2 separate regions of the Homo sapiens genome follow, and region 1 is linked to region 2. Evidence: chromatin loops called from intact Hi-C (ENCODE). Cell type or tissue: endothelial cell of umbilical vein. All regions are shown on one strand. Links, peaks and the distances in the headings refer to the core of each region. The heading gives the core; the rest is flanking DNA.

Region 1 (4,814 bases), core at 1,577-4,076, 130 kb before region 2:
TCTTCTTTTAGAGTTTTTCCCCTTCTCTTCTTTCTGGCTGTAAGCTGCCACTTGATTCCAATGTCCATATACACATCTATAGCAATATTTTGCCTGTTGCTTGGGCTCTACGCTACTCAGAATGATTCCTCCTGCTTCACTGCACAGAACAGATGTACTGTCTCTATGTCTATAGCTCCTGCCTCCAAACTCAGCTTGTGACTTCACTTTCAAAACCCACAGGATTACTCACGTGCTCTAGCAAACAATGGAATATCTCTTATGATTCCTTTTCTTTTTCCAACTAGTTCAGCAAACAAAGAGATGATATAGAAATGTATTTCTTTATTGATAGAACTCATGTACTTCATTAGTGAGGCATTGTACTTGACTTCTAATAACAAAGGCCTAAATTAAAGGACTTAATCTAATAAAAGCTTTTCTCGCCCTGTATAAAAAACTTCAGAGGTATGCAATTTGAAGCTTGTATTGTGGGCTCCTCAGTCATCTGGGCTCAAGCACTTTCTGTTTTTCTGTTTGGCCTTCCTTAACACAAAAGTTTCAAACTCAGTGGCCCTTTGTGGTCACAAGATGGCTGCTGGAGATCCAGTGATCATGACCAGGTTCTATTTATTTATGTATTTATTTTTATTTTTATTTTTTTGGGATGAAGTCTCGCTCTGTCACCCAGGCTGGAGTGCAGTGGTGCGATCTCGGCTCACTGCAACCTCTGCCTCCCAGGTTCAAGCAATTCTTCTGCCTCAGCCTCCTGAGTAGCTGGGATTACAGGTGCATGCCACCAAGCCTGGCTAAGTTTTGTATTTTTAGTAGAGACTGGGTTTCACCATGTTGATCAGGCTGGTCTCGAACTCCTGACCTTGTGATCCACCTGCCTTGGGCTCCCAAAGTGCTGAGATTACAGGCATGAGCCAATGTGCCCTGCTGGTTCTTTTTATTTTTTAAGAGATGAGGTCTTGCTACGTGCCCAGGCTGGACTCAAACTCCTGGGCTCAAGCAGTGATCCTCTTACACGTGCCGCCATGCCTGGCTGATCATAACTACATTCCAGACAGGACAAAGAGGAAAGTGAGAAGGGTGAAAAGATATGCCTACCACCAGAGTTAGCCCCTTTTAAAGTTTCCAGATGCTCTACCTCTTCCACATATATTTCTTCGGCCATCTCTAGCTGTAAGGGAGATACTTTGTTATCTCACATAAATGGAATATATTTCTTTATGCCATTGCTTTTGATTAGTCTGCAGCCTATATTAGCTTACGTCCTTGTTCTCAGCCATATTCTAGTTAGATGAGATATGACTCAATTTTTTTTTTTTTGAGTTGGAGTCTTATTCTGTTCCCTAGGCTAGAGTGCAGTGGCATGATCATGGCTCACTGCAAGGCTGGGCGTGGTGGCTCACGCCTGTAATCTCAGCACTTTGGGAGGCCGAGGCGGGCGGATCACAAGGTCAGGAGTTCGAGAACAGCCTGGCTAACATAGTGAAATCCCATGTCTACTAAAAATACAAAAAAATTAGCCAGGCGTGGTGGCGGGCACCTTTAATCCTAGCTACTCAAGAGGCTGAGGCAGGAGAATCGCTTGAACCTGGGAGGCGGAGGTTGCAGTGAGCCGAGATTGTGCCACTGCACTCCAGCCAGGGTGACAGTGCGAGACTCTGTCTCAAAAAAAAAAAAAATTAATAATGGCTCACTGCAACTTGGAACCCCTGGGCTCAAGCAGTCCTTCCACCTCAGCTTCCTGTGTAGCTGGGATTACAGGTGCATGCCACCATGCCTGGCTAATTTTTAAGTGTTTTGTAGAGGTAAGGTCTTGCTATGTTGCCCTGGCTGGTCTTGAACTTCTGGCCTCAAGTGATCCTCCCACCTTTGGCCTCCCAAGTGCTGTACCAATTTTAAAAAGAAATGTAAATGTTTTTATTTTCATGGCCCTTGGCTGTTTTCAAAGATCATATCAATAACTGTAAAATGGATAAAACACTCACCATCAAAATCATTGAAGGTAGCTAACTTGAAATGCCATCCAGGAACCACTGTAGAATTGGCAACATTGACTCACACTCTTCTCAGTTAGTTCAATTCCACCTTTACTGGGTGCCTATAGCGCTGGCCAGGCACCAGTTACCTGTGGTGAATACAGGAACAATCAAGATTGCCCTGTCCTTGAAGAGTTCCATTTTAGTGCCTTACAAGTAACTGAAGGCAGCGGGAAGCCACCAGTGGTTTTACACAGAGCCAAAAAGTGATCACCTCTATATCTTTGAAAGACAGCTCAGACTACATACGGTGAGTGGGAAGAGTACAGAGGATTGAGGCAGGGGATTTTGTTCTAGAGGCCAAATATTGTTCTGCATTGCTGTGTCATTGCTGTCTGTTAATTGCACCCCACGTTCCGCACCACTTGCCTCATCTATCCCAGAATCTTATCCCTCACCTTTAGATTTTTCTCACCTCAAACCTTCAGTTCCATACCCACCCTACCAGAAGTTCAGGGATAGTCAAAGTGGCTTTCTGAGATCAAGAGTCCACAATGTCTTCATGAATCCATTCTTTGCACATTTACGAAGCTCTGCATATGCTCTGGGCTCTGCGCTATGGGCTAGAGTTGCAAAGGTGGATCAGACTCAATTCTTGCTTCCAAGGCAGGGACAAAGTTTTTTGCTTCTCTTTCTACTTGAAGAGTATTAAGAATCTAAACTGATCTTGGCTAGAGAAGGCAGATAGAGGAGACGGGTGGAGCAAGAATCAGAACAAAAAATGGGTAGCCTGGGATTGATAGCCATGAAATCAGGAGGGCAGATTTGTCCTCAGGGCCCAGTAGTACTTTTCTCTGAAGCCAGAGACGGCCTCCTTCCCTTCCTTTTTCCCTTCTTGCTCCTCTGGTCTCCTCACAGCCAAGCCTGGCTTCCATTCAAACTTTCCGGAAATCCCCTACCCAATTTCCAGCTTTTCAAACAATGACTCTCTGGAGAATATTCCCATTGTCCTTGGAATTAGAACAATGAGAGAGTAGAGCCTCCTCTCTGGCTTCAGACTACATCCCTGCTCCCAGCCAGCCTCCCACCAAAGTAAAAGCTTCCTCGACTCTCCAATCGCTGTTCCCATCTGTAGTGAGGCAGAAAGACAGGGGAAGTATAAGAAAAAGCATTTTCTACAAGTCAACCCAGCCCCTTAAGCACTACCTGGTGCCTTTCTTCTCCCAGCTAGAACTGAGAAGAATCTCTCTACAGGACTGGGATTGGACACCTGCCTATGCTCTGGGTTGGCAAGCAAGCTCCGGGTTTGACTGCTGTGTTTTCTAAATCTCTCTCTCTCTCTTTCTTTTCTTTTTTTTTCTGAGACATAGTCTTGCTCTGTCGCCCAGGCTGGAGTGCAGTGGCGCCATCTCAGCTCACTGCTGCAACCTCCGTCTCCCGGGTTCAAGCGATTCTCCCACCTCAGCCTCCTAAGTAGCTGAGATTACAAGCACCCACCACCATGCTGGGCTAATTTTTGTATTTTTAGTAGAGATGGGGTTTCATCATGTTGGCCAGGCTGGTCTCGAACTCTGGACCTCAAGTGATCCGCCTGTCTTGGTCTCCCAAAGTGCTGGGATTACAGGCGTGAGCCACCGTGCCAGCCTCTAAATCTCTTTTGATGCCTCAGTTTCCCCCCATCATTGAGGTGAGAGGACCCAGAGGCCATTCTGAAGGGATTGGCAGTCTAATTTTCCTCACTGCCTACTCCTCTTCCACTCCCTACTCTGACCCTAGGAGACTCCTGTCCCCTTTCTACCCAGTTCAGCCAAAAGCGCTGCTGGATGGGGAGGGTGCAGGCGGGGCTTTTCTTGCACCATCCTGGCGCCTGACTGGGTCAAGTTACTGGAGGCAGTCTGGATTTGAATGTGCAAATAAACAGAGGTTGCTTTGATCCTTGAGGCTGACAGGGAGGGGGAAGAAAACGGAGTGCCCTGGTCAGAGAAGTGCATGCTGGGCACTTGAAAGAGGGTTTGGGGGATGTGGAGCATGAGCTTGTCCTTATTCCTTTGACTGGACCAAAAACCTAATTTGTTAAAAAAAAAAAAAAATAGAGAGATCTTGAAAGAGTCAGGGACCCACATCAGACATTTCAGACCTCCTCTGGGAACCAAATATTCCAATGGCCTTTCTGCCTTGTCACCAGGAGGGGAGTGGGTTGCTTGAAGCCCACCCTCCCTCAAGGCTCTCTTGCCTTTGGGACATCTTGGGTGCCACTTGGGAGAAGGAGAAGCAGGATGGAACTATGAGGTGTGTGTGGTTCGGGGTGGGGCTGTAGGTTGGGAGGGGGTAGGGCCTATTGTCTCCCTGGGCACCAATCCACAGCCACAGGCAGGCTTAGAGACGGAGAGACAAAGGAGGGAATGGGAGAGCACAAAGGGAGCGGGAATGAAATGGTAAGTAAAGGCAAACAAAAGTGAGCCGGGGGAGACAAAAGCTGGGAACAATATTCCCCAGGCAATAGGCTCGGGAACAATAGGGACACTGACAGCCCCACAAAGACACCAGTGTCTCCAAGTAGACGTTATCTCAGGCAGTGGTTGGCAGCCCCACTCTGGCTGCAGCTATTTTCAGTGCCGCTTTTGTGCCATGCTGAACAATATTCCTTGCATGGCTGCTGATAGAAAGATGAGAAGGTTTCTGTTTGATTCTTCTCTTCCTTCCCTCCCCCCTCCCCTTTTTCCAGCCCCCACCAGCTCCAGGCAGTCTGAGCTCAAGTCTCTGGCCTGGTTAGGGGTGTGTGTGTGTGTGTGTGTGTGTGTGTGTGTGTGTGTGTGTGTGTGTTGGGAAGAGACCAAGTGGGGA
Region 2 (4,814 bases), core at 881-3,380:
GTATATAAGTCACAGCCAAGAGTGTGTGGAGTGGGAGTGCATGCTCTGAGGAGGCCTGGAGGGGAGATGGGTTTGGGGTTGAATCAAGTGTGCATCCATCACCGTTCCCCTTCTCTGCCCCACAGCCCGCAGGCTGGCCAGGTGCAGATGAGCTCCTCAGATGTCCTGTACCCTCGGGCAGCAGGCATGCCGCTGGCACAGCCACTGGTGGAGCACTATGTCCCTCGTAGCCTGGACCCCAACATGCCTGTGATCGTCAACACCTGCAGCCTCAGAGAGGAGGGTGAGGGCACAGATGACAGGCACTCGGTGGCTGATGGCGAGATGTACCGGTACAGCGAGGACGAGGACTCGGAGGGCGAAGAGAAGAGCGATGGGGAGTTGGTGGTGCTCACAGACTGATCCCGGCTGGGTGGGCCTGGCCCCTTCTCCTCTGGGGAAGACCTTGTCCCAACTCGATGGGCACAGCCAGCCAACCTAAGACTATGTTGGTACTTGGACTTGTTCGTGCCCCAGAGATGGGCAAAGCTGTGCACTTGCAGATACATTCATGAGGGGAGAGGCGCCCTCCCTTCCTGAGGAGCTGTTGGCCTGGGTGGGCAGGAACTGCAGTATGGCCATGGGCTGAGCAGGCTGAGCACCTCAGCCTTTAGGGCTTATGGCCAGGGGACACTGTATGACTCTCCTCTCCTGCAGGTGTCTATCCACCTGGGGTATGGCATCTACCGACCTGTCTCCCTGGGGTCACATGCTTTGTTTCCATTCTTGTCCTGGCTGGACCAGCCACTGTGGGACCAACACCCCTCCCACACTCCCCCAGACTGCTCGTCTATCACCAGGATCGCTTTGTACTTTGTGCAAAAGGGTCTGGCTGTCCCTTGCTGTTTTCATCTCTGCCAAGCCTATTGTGCCTCTGGCTGCTGTATGTGTGCGCGTGCACGTGTGTGTGTTTCATCTGTTCATTCACTGCACAAGATATTTATTGAGTGCCCACTACGTGCCAGGCACTGTTGCTGAGTTCCTGTGGGTGTGTCTCTCGATGCCACTCCTGCTTCTCTGGGGGCCTCTTTCTGTGCTTCTCTTTGTCCCCAAATTGCTACCTCTTTGTCAGTCTGGGTGTCTCAGGTTCTGTGTGTCCTTGTGTGCATTTCTGTCTCTCTCTGTCCTCGTCTCTCTGCAAGGCCCTCTATTTCTCTCTTTCTTGGTGTCTGTCCTTTGCCCCCTGTGCCCTCTGGATTCTCTGGGTCTATGTAGGCCCCTGGTCTGCCCTGGGCTCATCAGCCTTCCTGACCTCCTCCTGCCCTCCCCTTCACTCCCTCCCTGGCTCTGCCAGTCGGTTCCCACGGAGCCATTTTTAGCTCTGATCAGCATGGGAATGTGCCTCGGCCTCCAAGGGGCTTTGTCCTGGTGCCCCCGCCCCTGGTCCCAACCTGATCCCACGAGGGAGTTGGGACAGGAGGATTGATGGTGCTCCCCTTCCTGCCAGCGTCAGAGGCCCTGGAGAGGGGCTGTCCATGGCAGCTGGTCTTTATTCCTCCCTCATGAGCACAGGGTCGGGGGGGTCCCCATTCTTGGAAGAGGTTGAGAAGACTCCTGGGCTTCAGCCTCTCCCACCCAGCCCTGCCCCTCACCTGCCTGCCCTCCCCTCCCCCACTCTATACTAGGGACTGGATCTCAGCCTCTGATCAGTTTCACAAAGTTTGTTCCCTAAGGAAATCAAATCCCATTGTCACCTAACTCTGAAGATCTAAATAGCCCTTGGATCAGTATGGGAACCCCAAATCCCACAGGGCCAGATGTGGAGTCTGTGTCTGCCCCCGTCTTCTCTCCATCCTCAAAGCCCCCACTTCTCTCCAGGCTGTTTCTTTTTTTATGACTGTAAACATAGATAGTGCTTTATTTTGTTAATAATAAGATAATGATGAGTAACTTAACCAGCACATTTCTCCTGTTTACACTCGGGGGATTTTTTTGTTTTCTGATGACATAATAAAGACAGATCATTTCAGAATCTGGCCCTTGTGCAGGGGAGGAGGGAGGCTGGCCTAAGTCCAGAATTCCCAAATATGCCACCAGCCTGGGCACCACTGTCCCCTGGTGGCAGCCTGCAGGAGCTTCAGGCCTGGGGCCTCAGAGGAATTGGCTTAATGCAAGGGAATCCCAGGCCAAGCTTGTGAGTGACACATGCCCTCCACAGAGCCCACGCTGAATGCCCCTACCTTGACGAGGTGAGGCCACCCGGATCCTAAGAAAGAAGGCAGTAGTAAGAGCACTGTAATAGGAGTCATGAAGCTCGGGGTCTCTCTAGAACTGGCCACATGGCTGGGGTTGGGGAGTGGGAGCCAGGTCTCTCCTTTGGGGCCTCATTGTCCTCATCTGACAACAAGATTAAACCTTATACCTGGTTCTTACCATTCAGAGAAGTAGCCCTTTGAGACTCTAATGAAAGCTGTGGATCCTTTTCTTAGAAAAGGGCCCACAAAGGTTTACCCTGAAGCCCATCTGAGGCCCCTACGATGCTAATTAATGAAGCAGGGTCTCTAATGATAATGCTTCAGGGCTCTCTATCCATGACACATGCTTTGAGTGAACACTTCAGACCTAGTTATCCCATTAGGAGAAGTAATAGGCCTGCAAGGGCCGGATGACAGACTGAAACACCTCAAAAATGCATATTAACCAGGCTCTAGAGAGACACATCTTGTAGTGAAAAATTAATCCCATCAGTATAGAGTGGGGACAGCAAAACCGAATGGCAGTAGTTCTTGTGGAAGAGTTGGACTTGGGCTGCATTAATAGAGGCTTGTGTTCACAACAGGGGAGGTGATGGTCCAGTGTACCCCACACAGACCTAGTCCCAGGGGTAGCGTGCCCTTCCTCGCCCCCTCACTAGGGAAGTCTCACAATGGAGGGGCCCTGAAGCAGGCACCCCACATGGAGGAGCACAGGAGGGATCCTGGTGCACATTGTCCTTAGAGGAATAGTCAGAAGGGTCAGGCGTGTTTCCTCTAGAAAAGAAGACAGAGTTGGACAGAAAGGACAAGATTGCTTTCTCCAAAACTGCCAGGTGGGCAAAGTGTAGTATTGCACAAAGTTCATGAGGCAGAACTTGAGCTCCTGGATGAGGTTCAAGACTGTCTTGACATAAAGAACACCTTTTCCACAAAAAAGAGTGAACTTCCCAACTCAAGTCCTCAAGCTCTTGAGTACTGGTGGAGGGATTTCTAGATTGGAGAGGGTAGTGGTGAGAGAGGGTAGGTGTGGTGGTTGATTCTAGGGCCACAAAGTTGGGAGGGTGTGGAATGGAGACTGCCCAAGAATTAAGGGCCCAGCCATTTGGTATGGGGAGCGTCCTGAACGCTGGCTGGCTGTTTTTTCCCCAGCCCGGGTTCTCAGAGCCTCCTCTCCTTCGCCCTCCCCACGCCACGTCTGGAAAAGATGCAGGCAGAGGTGGGAGGAGGAGCTGGCGGCGGCGCCTGCCCCCTGGTGGTCACGATGGAGAGCTGCCCATTGCACCTCCCACTCCCCTCAGCCCTCTGCCCTCCGGCCCTCCGCTCTCCGCCCTCCCCTCTCCGCCCGCCCCTCTCGGCCCCCGGCCTCCTCCACTCCACTGGTGGGTCCAAACCATGTCCTGCCAGTCTCAAGACTCTCCCAGCCTGGCTCATTCCCACCTGTCGGTCCTGAGTTCCTCTTCCCTCCCGCAAGTCCTCTTGTCTTGCCTGCCTTATTCCCTCTGCTGAGACACAGTTGCGGGTCCTGGAGCCCCACCCCTGTCTCATGAGAGGCAGGATGGGGCCAGGTGGTTGGAGAGGCCAGGAGCAGAGTGCTGTGGTCATTACCAGGAAAGCTGGGCTACAAGTTCGTCCCCTCCGTGCGTCTCCGGCAGAGACCGAGGGGCAGAGCCCGTTGGGAAGGTGAATGTGCCCAGGAGTCCTTTAACTAGAGCTCTTTGCTAAGAGTCCTGGAAGGGGCCCGAGGGGGTGGAACCCGGATCACACTGGGAGGCTCCCAGGCCTGGTGCTCAGCCAGGAGGACAGGAGTGCTGGTTAGCCTGGGGTGGCAGTGAAAGGAGCCAAGGTGGAACTCCCAGACTTTGAGGAACAGGGTTGTGTTCCCTGCCACCACACCGGCTCACTCCCCTGGAGGACTGGGGGAAGGAGAATGCTTTCTCAGAGGCGGCAGTGGGATGATGTCTGCTGTTAATTCCTTCCCATACAGATGGTGGTCAGGACCTTAGGGGCACAGGACAATACCCGGGGGGGGGGGGGGGGCTCTGTCCCAGCCATTCCCTACTCACCACTGCAACACTTATCTCCAGCGCAACAGCATCAAGACCCAGGAGGCTGGAAACAAAGCTGGCTTCACAGTGTTAATTCTGCCCTCAATTCCAGAGGTGGCTCAGAGAGGAAGAAGGAGCGGGGACACTGCTATTTAGTCCAGACAGGTAGTGTCTATGATGACCACCTGACCCCACAGGTGACCCCAGGGGGCCCCTACCTGCCCAGCCCTGGCACCATCCCTATGCCTGGGCACCTCTTTCGCTCGTGTCCCCCCACTGTCACCCCCCGAGGCTGCTGCCCATGGAGGGCCTGGCTATGCTGGATCACCATGACCTTGAAAGCTCCAGCTGCAGGTGCCAGCTCCAGTGGTTGCCATGGCACCAGGGTGCTTTTTGCAGGCAAAAGCCAAACAACCAGAGTCCACCTGGCAGGCTGCTGCTGCTGTTGCCTCTGCTGCCCCTAAGGGCACTGGGCACTTACTGGCAGGGGGGCAGTCCTGGAGCAGCTGCTGCCCAGTGCACAGCCTGGGAAGTA

What was found. A loop is a pair of places that touch in the nucleus more often than their neighbours do. Peaks named below come from ENCODE experiments on the same cell type or tissue, not always from the same donor. Only the 100,000 strongest peaks of a DNase experiment are listed, where the experiment ranks them.
Region 1: a loop joins it to region 2, with 2.4 times the contacts of the local background. A loop is called at or near these places in 10 of 110 quality-filtered maps.

What each region holds. Positions count from the first base shown.
Region 1 is chr1:203,992,438-203,997,251 of GRCh38, forward strand. LOC105371689 (a long non-coding RNA gene) reads left to right here and starts at 4,349. Exons shown (of 3, transcript XR_922443.4): 1 at 4,349-4,405. RefSeq lists an enhancer at 4,100-4,663. In endothelial cell of umbilical vein, for the core only: no CTCF peak of the experiment used is centred there; a DNase peak (open chromatin) is centred at 2,954.
Region 2 is chr1:204,125,733-204,130,546 of GRCh38, forward strand. SOX13 (SRY-box transcription factor 13) reads left to right here. Exons shown (of 14, transcript NM_005686.3): 14 at 126-2,011. The coding sequence ends at 402. Among named protein-coding and RNA genes, the nearest start is that of ERLNC1, 13 kb to the right of the region's middle. RefSeq lists enhancers at 1-296, 297-796, 4,147-4,650, 4,651-4,814. In endothelial cell of umbilical vein, for the core only: a CTCF peak has its summit at 2,105 (motif pointing left); a DNase peak (open chromatin) is centred at 2,069; H3K27ac peaks cover 819 bases.